2 separate regions of the Mus musculus genome follow, and region 2 is linked to region 1. Evidence: chromatin loops called from intact Hi-C (ENCODE). Cell type or tissue: heart. All regions are shown on one strand. Links, peaks and the distances in the headings refer to the core of each region. The heading gives the core; the rest is flanking DNA. Region 1 holds the start of Manbal (mannosidase, beta A, lysosomal-like). Region 2 holds the start of Src (Rous sarcoma oncogene).

What was found. Hi-C counts contacts between places; a loop is a spot of excess contacts. Peaks named below come from ENCODE experiments on the same cell type or tissue, not always from the same donor. Only the 100,000 strongest peaks of a DNase experiment are listed, where the experiment ranks them.
Region 2: a loop joins it to region 1, with 2.0 times the contacts of the local background. A loop is called at or near these places in 5 of 42 quality-filtered maps.

What each region holds. Positions count from the first base shown.
Region 1 is chr2:157,363,213-157,372,256 of GRCm38, reverse strand. It overlaps Manbal (mannosidase, beta A, lysosomal-like), which reads right to left and starts at 4,663. Exons shown (of 3, transcript NM_026968.3): 1 at 4,617-4,663. Gm39974 (a long non-coding RNA gene) reads left to right here and starts at 7,076. Exons shown (of 3, transcript XR_866905.1): 1 at 7,076-8,078; 2 at 8,523-8,814. In heart, for the core only: no CTCF peak of the experiment used is centred there; DNase peaks (open chromatin) are centred at 4,646 and 5,316; H3K4me3 peaks cover 1,902 bases; H3K27ac peaks cover 1,357 bases.
Region 2 is chr2:157,417,747-157,426,790 of GRCm38, reverse strand. Src (Rous sarcoma oncogene) reads right to left here and starts at 2,498. Exons shown (of 15, transcript NM_009271.3): 1 at 2,377-2,498. In heart, for the core only: no CTCF peak of the experiment used is centred there; DNase peaks (open chromatin) are centred at 3,260 and 3,790; H3K4me3 peaks cover 1,297 bases; H3K27ac peaks cover 2,066 bases.

The DNA of each region.
Region 1 (9,044 bases), core at 3,169-5,668:
GATGGCAGAGAACAGACACATCTTTCACACGAATCACATCTATTTATGTTGTCACTGTGCCTGTGTGTGTGCAAGGTTAGACCTCCACAATCTCAAACGTATGCTGCACATCATGACTTCTTCCTAGAAGTACAGTGTAAAAGCCGGCGAGACACTTGACTGCTCCCTGAAGCTGGGCGACCCTGGGGAACATCAACACTGTCACTTTGACCCACAACAGGCTCCTCTGACGGCCTTCCCTCTTGAAGCCTTTGGATGAGTCTGCTCACACACACACAAAAAAAGATCCATCAGCAAAATAGCTGAAAAGCAATCCTCAAAACCCTCATCTGAAACAGCTGAGTCTGAGAAACCATCCCCGAAAGTGGGAGGAGCCCCCGGAGACGCTGCTGGACTGTGCTAGCCTGGACAGTGTTAGAAGGAAACTGGAGATCCGGACATAGAAATTCCAGTTAATGGTGCTGTACTGACACAGGCTCAGTAATTATGGCAAATGTTCTTTCCAGAAACTCAATAGTACCTCAAAATAGCCATAAAGCTAAAATTGTTTTAAAATATTTTTTGAACCAGTCTCACACATTCTAGGCCGGCCTCGAACACAGTAGGTATCAAAAGGTGATCCTGAACCACCCACTCTACTTCCTCAGCGCTGGGGTCACCATGTGAACTGTCAATCACAATTCACGAAGTGCTGAGGACTGAACCCAGATAAACCATCACACATGCTAGGCAAGCCCTTTCATCTGCACTCATTCCCAGGCCTAAAATGTTAAACCACCAACATTTCAAAATAAGTAACTATAGGTGTATTTAGAGATTGCAAGACTTATCAAGTACTAATTCTAAAAACGTAGACATCAAATTGGCAGATGTTTTGGGATCTCCCAATTGCTCCCCAGTGCTGTACAGACTCTGGACTGGGATCCCTGCCTCCTGATGAGAGTTTCAAAGCTGTTCTGAGACCTCAACTAAAAAGAGGCAGAGCCGGGTGGTGGTGGCGCACGCCTGTAATCCTAGCACTTGGGAGACAGAGGCAGGTGGATTTCTGAGTTCGAGGCCAGCCTGGTCTACAAAGTGAGTTCCAGGACAGCCAGGACTGCACAGAGAAACCCTGTCTCAAAAAAACAAAAAAACAAAAACAACAACAACAAAAAAGAGGCAGAGTGCTGGAGAGATGGATAGCTCGGTGGTTAAGACAGCTCTTCCAAAGGACCTGGTTCAAGTCCCAGCAACCACATGGCAGCTCAACCTGTCTGTAACTCCAGTTCCCAGGCTTCTGACGCCCTCACACAGACAGCCATATAGGCAAGACACCAGTGAAAATAAAATTAAAATAAATTATACACACACATAGAGTTGGTAGTTGGTGGACTGAAATTGCTGTGCAGACATCTTGCAAAATATGACTACTGGTCCATTTACTGTCACTTAAAGTGTGAGATGCAGGGGCTGGCAAGATAGCTTAGCAGTTAAGAGCACGGACTGCTCTATTAGAGGTCCTGAGCTCATTCCCAGTACCCACATGGTGGCTCACAATCATCTGTACCATGATCCAATGCCCTCTTCAGGTGTGTCTGAAGACAGCTACAGTGTACTCACATACATAAATATTAAAACAAAACAAACCAAAAAACCCTATGAGATGCCACAGAGTTGTTCTGCCTTACCCAGTGGATGCCAGATGCTATGCCCAGTACTGAACCCTAATATATCGATTTCCTCTCTCCACACATACCTGTGATAAAGGATACAGTCTAGGTCCCTGGAATCAAACTCATCCGGTTGTGCTGAGTGGAAGCCATAGTGCCTGCCTGATGAACTGACGTGTGGAATTTGTGATGCATCAATAGGCTGCCTTGGACCTTCTGACAATACATGACAGGGGTGTGTGTGAGGGGCATTCAAGCCACAGTTATGTTGGGGGCGGCTGGGTGTCAGGGGCAGAGGGGAATAGTGGTTTGGGGAATCTGTAACAGCTAAGGACTTAAAAAAAAAAGTTCCTGAGCCGGACGTGGTAGTGCACGCCTTTAATCCCAGCACTTGGGAGGCAGAGGCAGGAAAATTTCTGAGTTTGAGCCCAGCCTGGTCTACAGAGTGAGTCCCAGGACAGCCAGGGCTACACAGAGAAACCCTGTCTCGAAAAACCAAAAAAACAAAACAAACAAACAAACAAACAAAAAAACAAAAAAAAGTTCCTGTACCCACCCACCAACACTAGAAAAGGAGATATTCTGTTTGTTTGTGACAGAGTCTCACTATGAAACAAGACATGTAGACCTCTAAGGCCTTGGACTCCCAGAGTTCCCTCTGCCTCTGCTTCCCTAGTGCTAGAATCAAAGACTCCTGGGGAAAGAGAAAGGATGAAGCCCTTATGCAAGTCACTTTCTATGCAAGTGTAGAAAGATTTCATACAGTTTTTACAAAGTATCAGACCACCTTGCTGGGCAGACTGGAAGGAGGACCAGTGTGGATCAATGACAGGCAGGACCTCATCCTGCCAGACCTGCTTAGCTATGCATACCTCCACCTCTATTCAAGCCTAAACTCCATGACAGAATCTTGGGGAGGGACTTGGAAGCCAGAGGATCCTATTATTTGTTCCTTTTTCCAATGCGGGCACACCGAATACATCTCTTTTCTGATCTTCACTGCTAGTTATCTCATTAACTAAAATATTAGCAATCAGTAGCCAAATCTAGCTCGTTGGCACTGTCAGAGCCAAGTCTTTTACCCTAAAAACTTCAGTTAATAAAACCTTTCAAGAAGACGCTGCAGTTGCTTGGGACAGAATACAGTTTCTATCCCAACACTAGGGAGACAGACAGATCTCTTTGAGTTCTAAACCAGTCTGGTCTGTATGCTGAATTCCAGGCCAGCCAAAACTGAAACCCTGTCTAAAAATAAAGAAATATTTTAATGGCATATTAATCTGAAGTTATTAATTCTATCAATAATGATTGCAGGGAATATGGTCCTTAAGGGATCACATGGGTGGCTTTAATGCTCTGTTCCATCCCAGTATCATAGTTAATAATGGTGTCCTTTGGGGCACATAGAATTTGAAACACACTGGCAACATTTGATGACGTCCACACTGCTGGCGCTGCATCATCACATGCCTTCCAATTCCCCACTTGCTGGCACTTCAAAACTGCCTTCATGTGTTCTTCTGCTGGGACTATAGCAGAGACCTCCACACTGGCAGTGACGTCCGCTATGGAGATTTTGGTTTCAGAACGAATCCATCCCTAACCTGTGTGACCATCCCTTATTCCCAGGAAGTGGCTTTGTGCTCTTGTTTCAGGGGAGGCCTGGCTGAAGCCTTCACATAGCGTAAGGCAGTCTTTGTCCGTTTCTACTCACAAATTCGATGCCATCTCTATCCTAACTAAGTAAACATTTACTACACACTATGGCTGTAACCTTGGCAATGTGAGGTTCAAAAACAAAACTACCACTTATTGATGTTTCAGCAAAGTTCCCATGGAGCCCTCAAATTTGCTATGCAGCCCAGAACAGTATAGGCATGCTCTGCCCCACCCCCAGACTTAGGATGCAAGGGATAAAAACCAAGGCTTTTACACGCTGGGTAAGCCCTCTTCCAACTCAGCCATATCACCAGCTCTGATTTTTAATTTTGATTTTTTTTTTTTCGAGACAGGGTTTCTCTGTGTAGCTTTGGTTGACTTGGAACTTATTCTGTAGACCAGGCTAGCCTCCAACCCACAGAGCTCCTCCAGGATGGCCAGGGCTGCACAGAGAAACCCTGTCTTGGAAAAACAACAAAAATTTTGTTCTCACCAAATAGCTTAGCAACTTTAGCCTAAGAATCTTCCTTTAAAAAAAAAAAAAAGGCTGTTTAAAATAGCACCTTTTTCAGCAAACCCCAAAGGCTATCATTACTACTCTTGTGCTGATATGAGGGTTACACAGGCAGCTGTCCTACGTGACTAATGAGGGGGTAGCGTATACAGAGGGATACGCCAAGCAAGACGATGACCTACGTGTAAAGCAGGAAGAGGTAAAACTTCATCGTGCTACTATCTTAGGGCCGGGAAGAACAGTTCTGGGGTCTGAACATGGGACTCAAGCACGCTGGGTGAGTCTCCACTACTGAGCTACTCAAAACACACAAATTCAAAGCCATGCGCGGTTTGTTTCTGGAGTCTTCCACTTTCTATTTCCAGGTGTCAGGTCACTGGAACCGCAGACACCGGGGAGGCTATCGCATTCCCCATCCCTTTCTCTGGCAGTTTTCTCTCAAGCACACACTGCAACTAAGCACTGATACGCTCCCGGCCTTCGCATCCTCCGCACAGGCCCAAGGGAGCCTTCTGCGGGGAAGGAAAGTGACCGGGAGAGGAAGATCGAGATGCCCGAGGTAACACAGCCATCCAGGGCACACCCGACAAGCCAAGCCCCGGCTGGTCCCGGCGCAGGGCAGGCTGGGCCCTGGCCCTGCACAACCCTCGCGAGGGCCCCAGTCTCCTCGGAACGCAGACTGCCTTTACAGATAACTGCCCTCCGCAACCCCGGAAGCCGCTGTAACCCGCAACGCCGCCCCGATCCCGCCCGCCGGGAAGCCTCGGCCGGGTTATCCGAGCCTCAATACTTACCTCCCGGAACGCCGCGCCGCCGCACCGGAAGTGATCCCTCGTGACCCGGAAGCGATGTGCTGGGAGCAGCAGCAGATTCCGCTCAGCGGGTTTTACCAGGTCCACCGCTTCCTCGCCGTCTTCCTCCTGCTCTCCCCTAATTAGACACCGAAGGTTGAAGCTTTAATGAATTTTTTATTTGATTTGAGACAGGGTCTCAACAGTGTAGCTCTGACTGGCCTCGAACTGGGGGCAATTCTCCTGATTACAGCCGGTCTCCCCCCAGTTTAGAACTCAGTTCTAAGTCTGAGCCAGAAATCTACAATATAAGGGGTAGGACAAACATTACCATGCTATAATTCAGACAAAAACAAATCACCATAATAAATTAAAAAGAGACCAGTGAACATCTCTGCTTCCATGGAGTTTATAGTCAGTAAGTCACATAATAGATAGGGAATCCTTAATGCGATAAATGTTTGGAAGGCAAAAATCAGCATTGAAATAAGTGCGGCAGACCAGTTAGGAATGGAGTTTAATGGGCAGTGATGTGATTGGTGCCTGATAGTCAAGCCTTCACAGTCTCCCACGCTGACCAATGTGACCCATAGAATTTTGGGGAAATACTGAGCTTGAGTTCCGAGATTAAGACAGAAAAACATTGTGACTTCCTCTTTCCTCGCTCTTGATCATTCCTGGGAAGTCCCGCAGAGTGAGATTCACGTGGGCAGTTATCAAGCCTCCAGCCAACGAACTCAGCTTGGCAGCCAGATAAACTATCTCTAGGTCAGCTGATGTGGCCCTGACCCCTAAATCCTTTAATTATGTGTGCCACGGGTGGGTATTGGTGTGGGTACGGGTGTGGCATATGCACTCACATGCATGTACCTATGGCTGCTGAGGCCAGAGTATATCACGTGTCTTGCTCTATTATAGTCCACCTTATTCCCTTGAGATAGGGAAAGCCGCAGGGATCCCGTATCCATCCTCTCCTCTCCTCTGCCTTGGACTGGCGTTAAAGATGTATGAGTGACCATGCCTGGCTTTTTACTTTGGGTCTTTGAGACCTTCATGTTTAGTCAATAAGCACTCTCACTCACTGAGCCATGCCCAGCCTCAAAATCAATTGTGTAGATGGATTTTGGGTTGTTTGGTTTTTTGTTTTTGTTTTTTCCTTTTTCTTTTCTACTTCTGAGGCAGAATCCTCAAGCGTGCTGCTCCAAACTCCTGCTGCTGTGAGGTCCTCCCAATGGTAGACATAGACGGTCATCGACAACCCAAGCCAAAACAAACTTGCAAAGTTTCTTCTATCGGAGCCTAACAGCAACAAACGAGTAACTAGGGACTGGAGAGAGGCTCAGTGGTTAAGTGTGTCTGCTGCTCTTCCAAAAGAACCTGGGCTTGGTTCCTAGCACCCACATAATGGCACAAAATCCTTTATAACACCAATGTCAGGAAACCAGAAGCTTTCTTCTGGTCTCTGTGTACCAAGCACACATGTGATACAAATACATACATGCAGACAAAACATTATATATATTATATATGTTATGTTATATTATATATACATACACACACACACACACACACACACACACACACACACATATATATGGTCTGGAGAGAACAAATATTTAATACAGGACTTGCCCTAAAAGTGCCCAATATGTATGGATAGATAAAGACAGTCATTTTTGCTTGAGCGTTTTTTATTTTTGAGACAGGGTCTCACAGTGTCATCCTAGCTGGCCTGGAACTCTCTATATAGATATATAGACCAGGTTAGCTTTGAACTCACAGAGATACGTCTACCTCTGTCTCCCTAATGCTGAGATTAAAGGTGTGAGCAACCACACCCAGAAAAAAAAAAGATGTTTTATGAATTCTTTACCCTCTATTCAAAGATATATCAGAACTTAACCTCTACTGTTCCAGAATGTGATTCTATTTGGAGGCAGGATTTTTGTGGGGGAAGGGGTTGCAGTGAACCTTATGGACGGTGTTCAAGAGAATAGGGCTCCCTAAGCCCCTCCCCTTCTTCCACGGGTCTAGGATAGAAACTGTGATGGGTCTTAGTGCTGGGGCTGAGTTGGGACAGGGACTCCTCAGCAGCCTAGGGCCTCTCCCTCTCCTGTGCTTCCTGGGGTTGGTGATCCGGGCCTTTTTACTCTTTGGAGGCCATATAGACCATGAGGTCTGCCACCTTTTGCTGTATTCATTGTCGTGATAGGAAATGAGCTTTACTAAGTTACGGAGTGAGGATTTTCATAAAAGTAAATCAGCTGGACATGGTGGCTCACACCTGAAATCTCTGCACTTGGGAGGCAAAGACCAACAGATTTCTGTGAGTTCGAGGTCAGCAAGGTTTTACAAAGTAAGTTCCAGGACAGCCAGGACACACAGAGAAACCTTGTCAAAAGACACAGAGACAGAGAGAGAGAGAGAGAGAGAGAGAGAGAGATGGATATGGAGGTGCACACTTAATCCCAACACTGGAGGGGCAAAGGCAGAAGGAACTCCAAGTTCCAAGCCAGCCTGGTCTACGTAGCAAGAGCCAGGACTAAATAAAGCAATCCAGTCTCAAACAAACAAAAGAGGGCCAAGGAGATGGTGTATTTAGTCAAGATGCTGCTGCATACGTGCATGTGCCTGGTAGCCTAAGTTTTATCCCCAGAAAACACATAAAAATAAGAGAGAACCTACTCCACTAAGTTGTTCTCTGACCTCCACATGTATGTCATAGCATATGTTTCCCTTCCCACAACATGCAGACATATGTGCGCACACACATACACACACACACACACACACAAATATATATTTTAAGAGAAAAATGAGGTCAATAGGATGAATGCTGAAATCTAATCTAAAAAGAAGTGGATTTGGACACAGATGCACACATGAGGATGTCATGTGGAGATGAAGGCAAACATGGAGGGATGCTCCTATAGGTCAAGAAACACCAAAATTCCACCGTCAAGCCCTGGGAGCCGAGATGGCTGTAGAACAGATTTCGTAAGCCTTCCCGAGTGCCATCAGACTACTTGGTTTCACGCTCCTGGCTGCTGGAACTAATAAATGTCTGCTGCTCAAGTCACCTAGTGTGTGACATGTACGGCCAGCCCTGGCATGTTACTACAGGTAATATGGGAAATACGCTGATACGGGTGATGTAGGTACATGCTAACACATGTACTCTGAAACCCGTTACTATCTGTCTCCAAATGTAAAAAGAAACGCCCAGTGTGGCTGCTGCAGGCACAGCCTCCTTCTTACTCTCTGGAGGTACCTAGAGGACTCCAGCTGAGTTTAGCTTCTCTCTGTGCCCTGCATGCCAGCCATTAGCACACAGCAGAGCTCTACGACTGGTTTCTCTCTAACTATAATGTATGCACAGTCTCTTTTTGCACTGAGAGAGAAAGCACGGGGATGGGAATGGTTTCTACTCAGAAAAATGTCTGACATGACTCAACACAGGACAAGGTGAGCACTGCACTTACTTGTTTTGTTTTCTTTGTCTCTGTGTATGGGTTTTTGTTTTGTTTTGTTTTATTTTGGTTTGTTTTAGTTTTTTTTGTTTGTTTGTTTTTTTGTTTTGTTTTTCGAGGCAGGATTTCTCTGTATAGCCCTGGCTGTCCTGGAACTCACTCTGTAGACCAGGCCGGCCTCAAACTCAGAGATCCACCTGCCTCTGCCTCCCAAGTGCTGGGATTAAAGGTGTGCACCACCGCCACCCGGCTCTGTGTGTGGTTTGTATATAGTGTATGTCTGTGTGTACCTGTGGCTGTGCAGGGGTGTGTGTGTGTGTGTGTGTGTGTGTGTGTGTGTGTCTGTCTGTCTGTCTGTCTGTCTGTCTGTGGAGAGCAAAGGTCAATGTTAGGAATCTTCCTCCATTTCTCATTTGTTTGTTTGTTTGTTTGTTTTCAGACAGGATTTCCCACTGAACACAGAAGTTGCCATTTTTGCTACAATGGATGACTAGAGGACCCTGGGATCAACGCAAGCTAGGATTAGCGATGCAAGCCACCATTTTACGTAGGTGTTGGGATTGGAACTCAAGTGCCCGTGCTTGTGCAGGAAGCATTTTACCCACTGCGTCATCTCCCCAGCCCTTCACATGCTGCTTGCTATGTTTTGACTGGATCCCAAGTACTGCCCTGCTCAAGGCTAAGTCTCATTTCCATCCAAGGGCGAAGGAAGCTAAGGCTGGGAAAGCCAAGTAAGTCCAGTAAGGCCTCAGAGAGACTGCGCTAGCCATTGCACAGCAGCCAACCTGTACAAGACACAAACATGCTGAACCAAGGCAGCTTCCTGTGGGCCCTGGGTGGTTGGTATCACAGTTAGCATCAGCTGTCAACTTGACACAAACTTAGAGTCACGTAAGAGATGGGAACCTTAACTCGGGAATGGCTGAGATCAGATTAGCCTGTGGCTGTGGCTGTGAGGCAG
Region 2 (9,044 bases), core at 2,573-5,072, 55 kb before region 1:
AGATCCTCCTCCAGGCTCCAGTGGGCCCTCATAGGGAGCAGTCCTATTGATAGCGGCCCCATTGGATCATCCTATCTCATAGCTCTCCCTTTGGTTCCCCACAACAATTATACACCTCCCCTCACCTCAGGGCCTTTGCACATACACACCTCTCTCTGCCTGGCACACCTTCCCCTAGCTTCATGCCCAGACGCCCCCTAAATTCCTCCTTCAAGAGTCCTCTGCCTTTATCACAGCCACGAGTATATATTCATTTATCTGGCCACTTGCTTGATGCATGGCCTATCCCCCACACTCCAGTTTCTAGGAGTCAAAGACCTGCTCACAGTTTCCCAGCAAGTCCCCAGGCAGATGACCTTCTGAATAGAAAGGAAGAGCACTGACCCAGCTGCATTCTTGGCTGGCCCGCCACTGCTTCACTCAGCTTAAGCCCCTCCTCCAGGAAGCTGTCTGCTCCTCCTACCACAAAGCTGCTCAACAAAGTTCCCAGGCCCTGGTGCATAGTATATGCTCAATGCGCGATCAAAGTCAGCAGATGGACAGCAAGAACAAAGATCATTTAACCATGTCCTTCCGAGATTCCTGGGGGGCTAGGGGAGCGAGACACACCCTATCCTCACCCCCACCCTCAGATGACAATCAGGGAAGAAGCCCCAAACAGGAGCCAGCCTATGTGCTGGAGGCTGGTGGGGGAGAGGGGGTTCGGGAAAAGGACACAGGAGATAGAGGAAGGTGGGGTGGGAGAGATTAGGGTTGCCCTAAGGCTGGGATGAACAAGGATGAACAAGAGACTAGGGGGAGGGGACGGAGCAGGGAGCATGGCACTCCTAGCACTCATTAGTGTGTGCCCCATGATGTAGACAGGAGGTCAGCTGAGAGGTGACACACTGTAAATCACTTCCCTTGTGGAAAGGTTACCTCACCCAGACACACCTCATCTCCAGTAGGGCCTTATGTCTCTGCCAGGTGCGAGAGATATGGAGGGAAACTTCCAACAATGCCTTGTGCCTGATCTAAAACTACACACCCTTCACCGTCACGGTGGGTTAAAGGGCAGCCAGACAGCTCCTCAGGAAGGCTATATCCTCCTCTGCAGCTGCAGACCAGGCTAACCCCGGGAGGCGTTCACTGGATATCAGCAGCTCTGGTTATAACTGCTCCATTTTCTTTCCTGTGGTTCTGCAGCTAGCACCAGGGCCTTGAACAAGCTGAGCCTGTGCTCTACCACCGAGCTACCTCACAAGCCAACTGATCGATCCTCCCTGAGAGGACTGAGGCCAAAGGGAACCCTTTGTAGCACGGAGTTACCCGCTTCTGCAGGCAGCTGTGCCACAGGTACCTCAACCATCCTGTGCGAGCGAGCTCCAGGATGGGACTCATTTATTGAGCACGCCCCCCCATATATGCCAAGTCCTGGGCTGCGGAAGTGCAGGGAATAGTCACTGATGTGAATAGTCCAAGGGGCGGTCCCTGGCTCAGGTCACTCAGGAAAACAAGAAACCTAGACACCTGGACTCCATAAGGTTGGAAGAGTCCCCTGCCCCCGCCCCTGCCCCCGCCCCCGTGTCCACCTTGGTAACTAAATCTGACCTATACCCAGATGACCCCAACACCACTTGCCTTCACTGGGCAGTCTGTAAAGCCGGGAAGACCTCAGGGTCCCAGAAGCCTCACACACCTCTGTCCACCTTTCTAATCGGAATGCCTCAAAGGTTTATGGGATGGATACCCAGAGTGAGTCCCCTCTGTTCACCCCACCCTTCAACCAGCCCACCTACCACTGAGGAGGGCCTTGGCTCAGAGAGCTAACTAAGGCACAAGTGGTGGTGGGTCGTAGTAGGGGGCACAAACTCACCTCCAGTACCTGCCTGGGTGGGCAAGCGGACCTGGTGGCGGTAGTGAAACCCCAAAACTTTTGCCAACTTCTGAGTCCATCGGTCGCTGGGCCTGCGCAGGGGCGAGGCTGGGGGTTGGGGGGGATGGGGGGCGAGGACAGGGTGGCCCTGTTTCTTCCAGACCAGCAGCACTAGGCCCTACCCAAGGCCCCAGTGAGACCTAAGGAGGTAGTGTGGCCCTCCAGGTGCCCCTTCCCCAACGCCCACCCCACCCCCACCGCCCACTCCGGGCCGGGGGCGCCAGGCCCAGCAGCCGCGATCGCGGGCGGCGCCGATCGGCCGGGTTTTCAAATGTGGCCTAACCGAGCCAGGGGACTCTGCGGCCGAGGGTCCCCGCGTTCCGGTGCCCCCCGCACCCCGCTCGTCCTCCCCCGCGCATCCCAACAAAAGGCCGCGGCGGGCAGCTCGCGGGCCGCGGCGTAGAGTGGGCAGGGCGGGAGCCCGCAGCAGGGCGCGGGGCCGGCGGGGCGGGGGCGCTCACCTGCACGGCGACCGTGAGCTCCGGACGCGCCCGGGCGGACCCCAGCGGGGCGCGCGGCGCTGGCGGGCAGCGGCCTGGCCGCTCCGGCGGGGCGGCCGGTTGGATTCCGGGCCCGGAGAGACAGACCGAGAGAAAGGGAGGAGGCGGCGGCGGTGGCGGCGGCGGCGGCGAGGGGGAGGGAGCGCGCGGGAGGAGGGGCCGCGGCCGCCGCGAGCCGGAGAAAGGAGGAAGCGCGGACCCGGGCCCCGCCGGCGACCCGGGAGACCTGCTGTGCGAGCCGGGCCCGCGCCTCCCGCACCCAGCCCCCCACCCCCCGCAGCTCCGCCCGCGGGGGCGCCCCCCCAACCCCACGCCACGCGCCGGGCTCGGCCTCCCGGGACCACGTTAGCGTTCAACCCTAGCTACCTGAGCTACGCACCGGTGGCTAGCACTGTCCGGAAACTGAGGCACTGGCCACACCAGCCTTGACCCTGAGTGTCTCTAATCCTCAGAGACTGGAACCGAAGGGACAGGGAAATAGTGAGGGGGAGAGGCAGTATTGTTAAAATGTATCAAAAGGCAAAACAGTGGCTCACTATGTGGCCAAGGCTGGCCTTGAACTTGCGGAGCCTCCAGCCTCTGCCAATGGAGGGCAGGAACTTGCGGGGCCCAGCTCAATTAGGCCAAGCCTAAATTCACTTTCAATGCATAAGGAGACCGTGTGCATCTGCTGGGCAGTGTGCTTGTTGCCAGCCACTGAGGATGACAGAACCAACCGGACAGGAAGTAGAGAAGAAAAATGGGGCAAGCGGGATGAGATGTGGCTTCAGGCTGGTCTCAAAGACCACCAGGTTCTAGCGCTGCCCGTTGGGGGTCCAGGAGCATCCTTGACTCCTCCCGTTCACTCTGGAAAGATGGGCCTGACCATCTATCAACCATCTCCATGTTCCTTCCTTGAAAGTGCTTCCATCTCACAGACAGGGAAACTGAGGTTCATGTGGCACAGGCCTGGGCTTCTGGCAAAGATCCCTCCCAAAGGGCAAGTCCCCCATCATCCTAGATTGTGAGAGGCTCCAGCCCCAGGGTACAGCTATGTCTCCCAGGAGACCAGGAAAGGGCAAAGCTTTGAGTCAGACTGATCTGAGGTCACATCTAGGCCAGGTGCCTCAGGGTGTGTTCTGTCCACTAGCTTCCTGTTCCAGCCCCCTCTGTTGTGAAGAAGGAGTGGGCCAGGCTGAAGATCTGAGGGCCTCACTGACAAGAGCAAGTGGGGCCAGGGTAGCCCACTGTGGCCACGGGGACTGCTCAGGGTTTCTCATGAACAGCGGGCAAACTAGCCAGCCACTCCTGTTCGCAGGGCTTGCTTAAAGATTAACGGCAGTTTCCCAGGGCTCCCCTGGGCAGGCTCTGGCTGGAGGAGCAGGTTTCTCCGCCCTCCTCCATGCCTAAGATTTGTCTAATGGCCTTTACTGGCCACTCTGGGCTGAGGGAGGGGAGGGGAGGGTGGATACTCTTCCTGTGAGGCACTGGGGCTGGCTCTCAAACGGCTTGCAAGCACTTACTGAGCAGTGTCCTTCCCTGTGCCATACTTGGTGATGTCAGACTGGTCACCTGGTGTCAGCCTCAGAGGAAGTACGTTCTACTTGGAAATGGGGAGAAATGTGACAATGAACCCATTAGTTTTTCCTTCCAGAGAGTTGGTTAACTATTTGCCAAATGTATCACTACATCTGTCCCCAGAAATTCAACAGGAAAGGTCTGGGTGGTTCTAGAGCTGAGAAGACAGAGAGCTTCAAAGCATAAACTTTAGACTGACAGGCTAAGGTTGAACCCGGAGCTCCACCGTTGTGCAAATATATGCATGACCTAACGTATGCTATTTCCCCCTGAGCCGCAGTATGCCAGCAGCCTGCCCAGTGGGTAAGGCTTCCATGAGAGAGACGAGGTAGGTTTGCACTGATAAGTCCTCACAGTCTTACGTGGAAGAGTGCTGTTGGCTCTGCTGCAGACACAGCCTCCCTCACACGTGCCCTCCTTGAGGGCAGCCTTACATCAGAGGTTCTCAGAAGAACCACCCAGCACAAGGGTTTCATTACTGAACTTTCTGAGTACTCTTTGTTGTTAACCATCCCTCCGGGCTTCCGACTGTAACCCCTACCAGGAATGCCCACCCCTACCACCAGCCTCCACCCTCCCAGGCCTTCGTGATCCTGGGTAAGGGCCATATCCTCCAGGACACGTTTCTAGACACACCCCTGATAGAGACACAACCCCAAGTCCATTCTGGGTGTGTCTGTTTGTACCCTGAGGGCAGGAGCCATGGCCTGGCCTATGCCCAGTATAGAGTGGTCACTGGCCAGCTGGCTGTAGAAAACACAGTGATGTGGCATCCACAGACTGTACGAGGACAAGTTCCAACCTTCCTATCACTGACTCTGACTCTCCTCCTTCTTAGTTACTCACCACTCAAATGGGAACGATCATCCCCATTGCAGAATATGATGGGAGAGATATTGGTCTGGCCTGGCAGACAGATGATCATGTACCTTATTTTGCTCTGTGTTAGTAAAACAGCACCTTACTGCTTCATGTCTGTGCATCAGTACTATGAAGCGTCCGGGGCCAGACTCGGAACATCCCAACACTAAACACTAATGCATCGCCCCAACCTCCAACCCCTAGATGAGTCTCCCTCTGTAGCTCACACTGGCCTCACTCACACTTTTGACAATCCTCCTGTCTCAGCCTCCCAGACGTGAAGACACAGGTAGAAGCCATCTTGCCCAGCTTTGGCAAACTCTCCTTGTGTGGACATTGTCAAAAAAGACAGGACATCTAGAAATGGAGGATGCGTTAGTGGGTCAGAGCACTTGATATACAAACAGGAGGATCTCCAGCCAGGCATGGCCACGCACGTCAAACCCCAGACTAGAGAGTGGAGACGGTCAAACCCTGAGAGCTCACTGGCCAGCAGATCTAGCCCAAAAAGTGAGATTCCGGTTCAGTGGCAGACCCTGACTCAAGGGAATAAGATGAGGAGCAATCAGAGAAGACCCTGGACGGCCTGCTGTGGCCTCCACACTTGTGCACACACGACATAGACGCTGTTTTTTGTTTTTTTTTTTAAAGCATTGGTTGTACATAGTGATCCGTTTCAGACCCTTCCTTCCTCTATAGAGGTAAAAGCCTAAAGGCAGGATACAAGATGGAGGCATTGTAGATCCTAAGGGCCTACACATGGCAGTGGGCCCATGGGTCAAGGCTGTCCATGACATGGGATCAGGGACAATTCTCAGCCTCTTAGGAGTCTTGGTGACCCTAGTCTGTGGTAGCTAATCTGCAGAGCCCAGCCTGAGCCTAGCTCACCTTCCCGGTAGTGACTGGGAAACCAGACCCGTCGAAGTCTTCCGGGGAATTCTAACCCAGCCCCACCATGCTTTTCATGGCCTGTGTGAGTCTTCTACTTGAAGCGACCAGGCTAAAAACTACAGAATAGGCTGGAGGGATACACAGGCTGCATGCTCCAGCCTGAGGCTCTGAGATGAGGTTGGCCTTCTTCCACCCGGTCTAAGACTTTACAGTGCTCCCCACTCCCACGCCCCCCAATCCTACCTCTGTTCCCCTGAGACTTACTGAGCTTCTAGCAGATACCAGGGTCTGGAGCTGGGATATAGCAGTGAATAAGCCCAGCCTACTGAGTGAATTAGAGGAGCCCAGTAAGGAGACGGGCGAGCACAGGGCTAAAGGAGTGGGGCTAGCCCAGCCAGTGCAGTCTGAAGAGCTGGTTACCAGGTAACGGTAGGGCAGGGCAAATGTGCAGGCAGAGAATGTGCAGGGCTGGGCGGAGGATCAGGGCTACACATACTCTCACAACTGGAACTGTTAGTGGGACAGTGCTAGTGGAGCACAGAACAGTGGCTTGCTGAGGGTAGGAGGAGCCTGCTAAGGGGATGGCTAAGGTGAGCCTGAGGTGAGACCCAAGAATCCTTGGGCCTTTCCTGGGACCCAAGGAGAAGTTGAGACTTTCCTCCCAATAGCGTGGGAACCCATAGAGTGTGGTGAGCTGAGAAGCAGTGAGATGTAGACGGGACAAACAGAAAGGTGGGGACGGGGGTCAGGGGGACCCTTAAGCTGACAGATGGCAGGTCCAGAGGGCAGGAACACAGGTGAGGCAGATGTCTGGGCTTCTATGGAGTGTGTGTGAGGACAACCCAAGAGGGGGCCATGGAAGAAATGTAGGAAATGAGGCCAAGCTCTTGTGAGCCAGAGCCATGAACACCATCTCTTCAGAGGCTGGCCACGGGGAAGCTTGGGCCACTGGCAGGTCCCTCCTCTGTCTACCCACTAATCAGAGAAGAGATGGGAACAAACAAGCGATCAAAAGCAGACAGAAAGAATGGTCGGTCAACCTAGCTACACAGAAAGTCAAGGCCGAAGACTCGCACTTCAACGCCTGCCTCAGCTACCTCAGCTAAGACGGCAAGATCAGCCCGAGCAGCTTAGTGAGAACCTGCCTCAAATTGAAAGGTAAAACTTTCAACCCTAAACTTAACCTGTCCACAAGAAACTCAGAGATTGGTGATGAAGCAGAGACTGAGGGACTGACCAACCAATAACCTACCCAACTTAAGACCCACCCAATGGGCAAGCACCAGTCCCTGATACTGTTAATGATACCCTGTTATGCTTGCAGACAGGAGTCTGGCATGGCTGTCCTCTGAGAGGCCCTACCCACCAACTGACTCAGACAGAGTCATACACTCACAGCCAAACAGTGGATGGAGCTTGGGGACTCTAATGGAAGAGTAAGTAGGAGGGAGGATTGCAGCCCCTAAGGGGATATGAACTCTACAGGAAGACCAACAGCTTCAACAAACTTGGATCCTTGGGGCACTCAGAGACTGAACCACTAACCACATGGATGTGGACCTAGGCCTCCCCCACACATATGTAACAGATGTGCAGCTTGGTCTTGATGTGGAGCAGGGGCTATCCCAATGGTGTTGCCTGTATGTGGGATATGTTCGTCTAGCTGGGCAGCCTTGTCTGGCCTCAGTGGGAGTGAACATGCCTAGCCCCCACCAACTCAGAGAAGGGGGGGAGGGAGGGAGGGAGGGAGGGTTGTAGGAGTGGGGTGACCCGGAGGGGGCCAGTGGGTGCGAAGTAAAGCAAATAAGTAAAGAACAAATTTTAAAAAATGACTTGGATGTAGCTTGGGATGTAGCGCAGTAGCAGCATAGCTATTCAGCATGCATGAGGATCCCCAGCACCGGGGGAGGGGGTGTTAGATTTGTTCGTGGGAAAGTAGGGAGATGCCCCGTCCCACCAGGCCCTCAAGAAGGCCAAGTACCAAGAAACTTAATTGTTTATCCTATCACTCCCTAAGGCCCTAGGAGAAGAAGCCCAGAGAGGCTCAGACAGTTCCCCAAGGTCACCCAGAACAGAGGGGTGGAGACCTCTAGCCCAGACCTCCTTCCTCTAGAATGTCTGGGAAGAAACATGAAAGAAATAGGGCCCTTGATCCCCCCCCCCTCCCCCAGGCCTGACCGGAGGGCAGAGGGCTGGCCGGAAGTCTGCAGCAAGAGCAGAGATTCCAACCCCCACCCCTTCAAGTGTGAGCAGTTTAGAAACCTGCGGAGTGAAAGGGCACTGCGGGTGGGGGGGATTCCGGGTGGGGGCGGGGAGATAATTACAAAGACAATGCACTCAGTGATAGTGCCTACGTGTGGAGCCTCAGAACAGGTCTTTGTTCTTCACTCCAGAGAAGGGAGATACTGTCTTTCCCTGCAATGGATGAGAGAAAAGAGGCTCAGAGCTAAGTAGCTGGATTGGTGGACACCCTGAGGGAGTGAAGAGGTCGGGTATCCCCAACACTCTGAAGCCTCCTGCTGCTGGGAGCCTGCGGGCTTTCCTCCCTTCATACCTGAAGGAGAAACTCACCCAGGACAGCCCTTCCTCCAGCCACGTCTGCACCTCTGAAGATCCTCCCTCCCCCAGGCCTGACACACCCAACCAAGTCTTGCTCAGGTCAGGTGACCCTCGCACCTTGCTAACTTGTGTTCCTGGCATGGTGACGTAGGAACGGCATCTACCCGTGTTCTCACTCCCGGATTTAAGAATCTCGAGCAAAACAGGAGGCAGGTTTCGGACAAGAGAGGGTGAAGCGGGAGCTGGTGCTGAGACTGTGGAGGGGTCCGCCCGTAGTGGGTGCACTAATTAAGAAGAGGCACCACAGGCCACTCTGATGGGAGCATTTTTTCCAGCTGAGATTCACTCTCCCAAAATGACTCTAACTTGTGTCAAGTTGACACCACGGTAGCCGGCAAACGCGGTCTCTAAACATTCCTTCTACGGTTGGGGAAACAGGGCTGGAAAACAGTGACTTGCCCAAGATCATATCCCAAGTTCAAAAGAGAATCTAGACTAGAACTTAGAATGGATGTCACGAGAACTTATTAACTGCCTACTGTATACAAGAGACCTGTAAGTATACAGGCGACTCCACTGGTCCACTCTCAGGGACCTAGCGGCTGCTTACGTCATCTCATCGTGTACCTCTTGCCAGGTGTGTGCTGGGGATAAAAGAGCCTGCAGCCACCCCAGATCCCGCTCTTTGCCCTTGTGTGTGTGTGTGTGTCCTCTCCTCTCTCCCTCTCTCTGTCTCTGTCTCTCTCCTCTCTGCCCTCTCT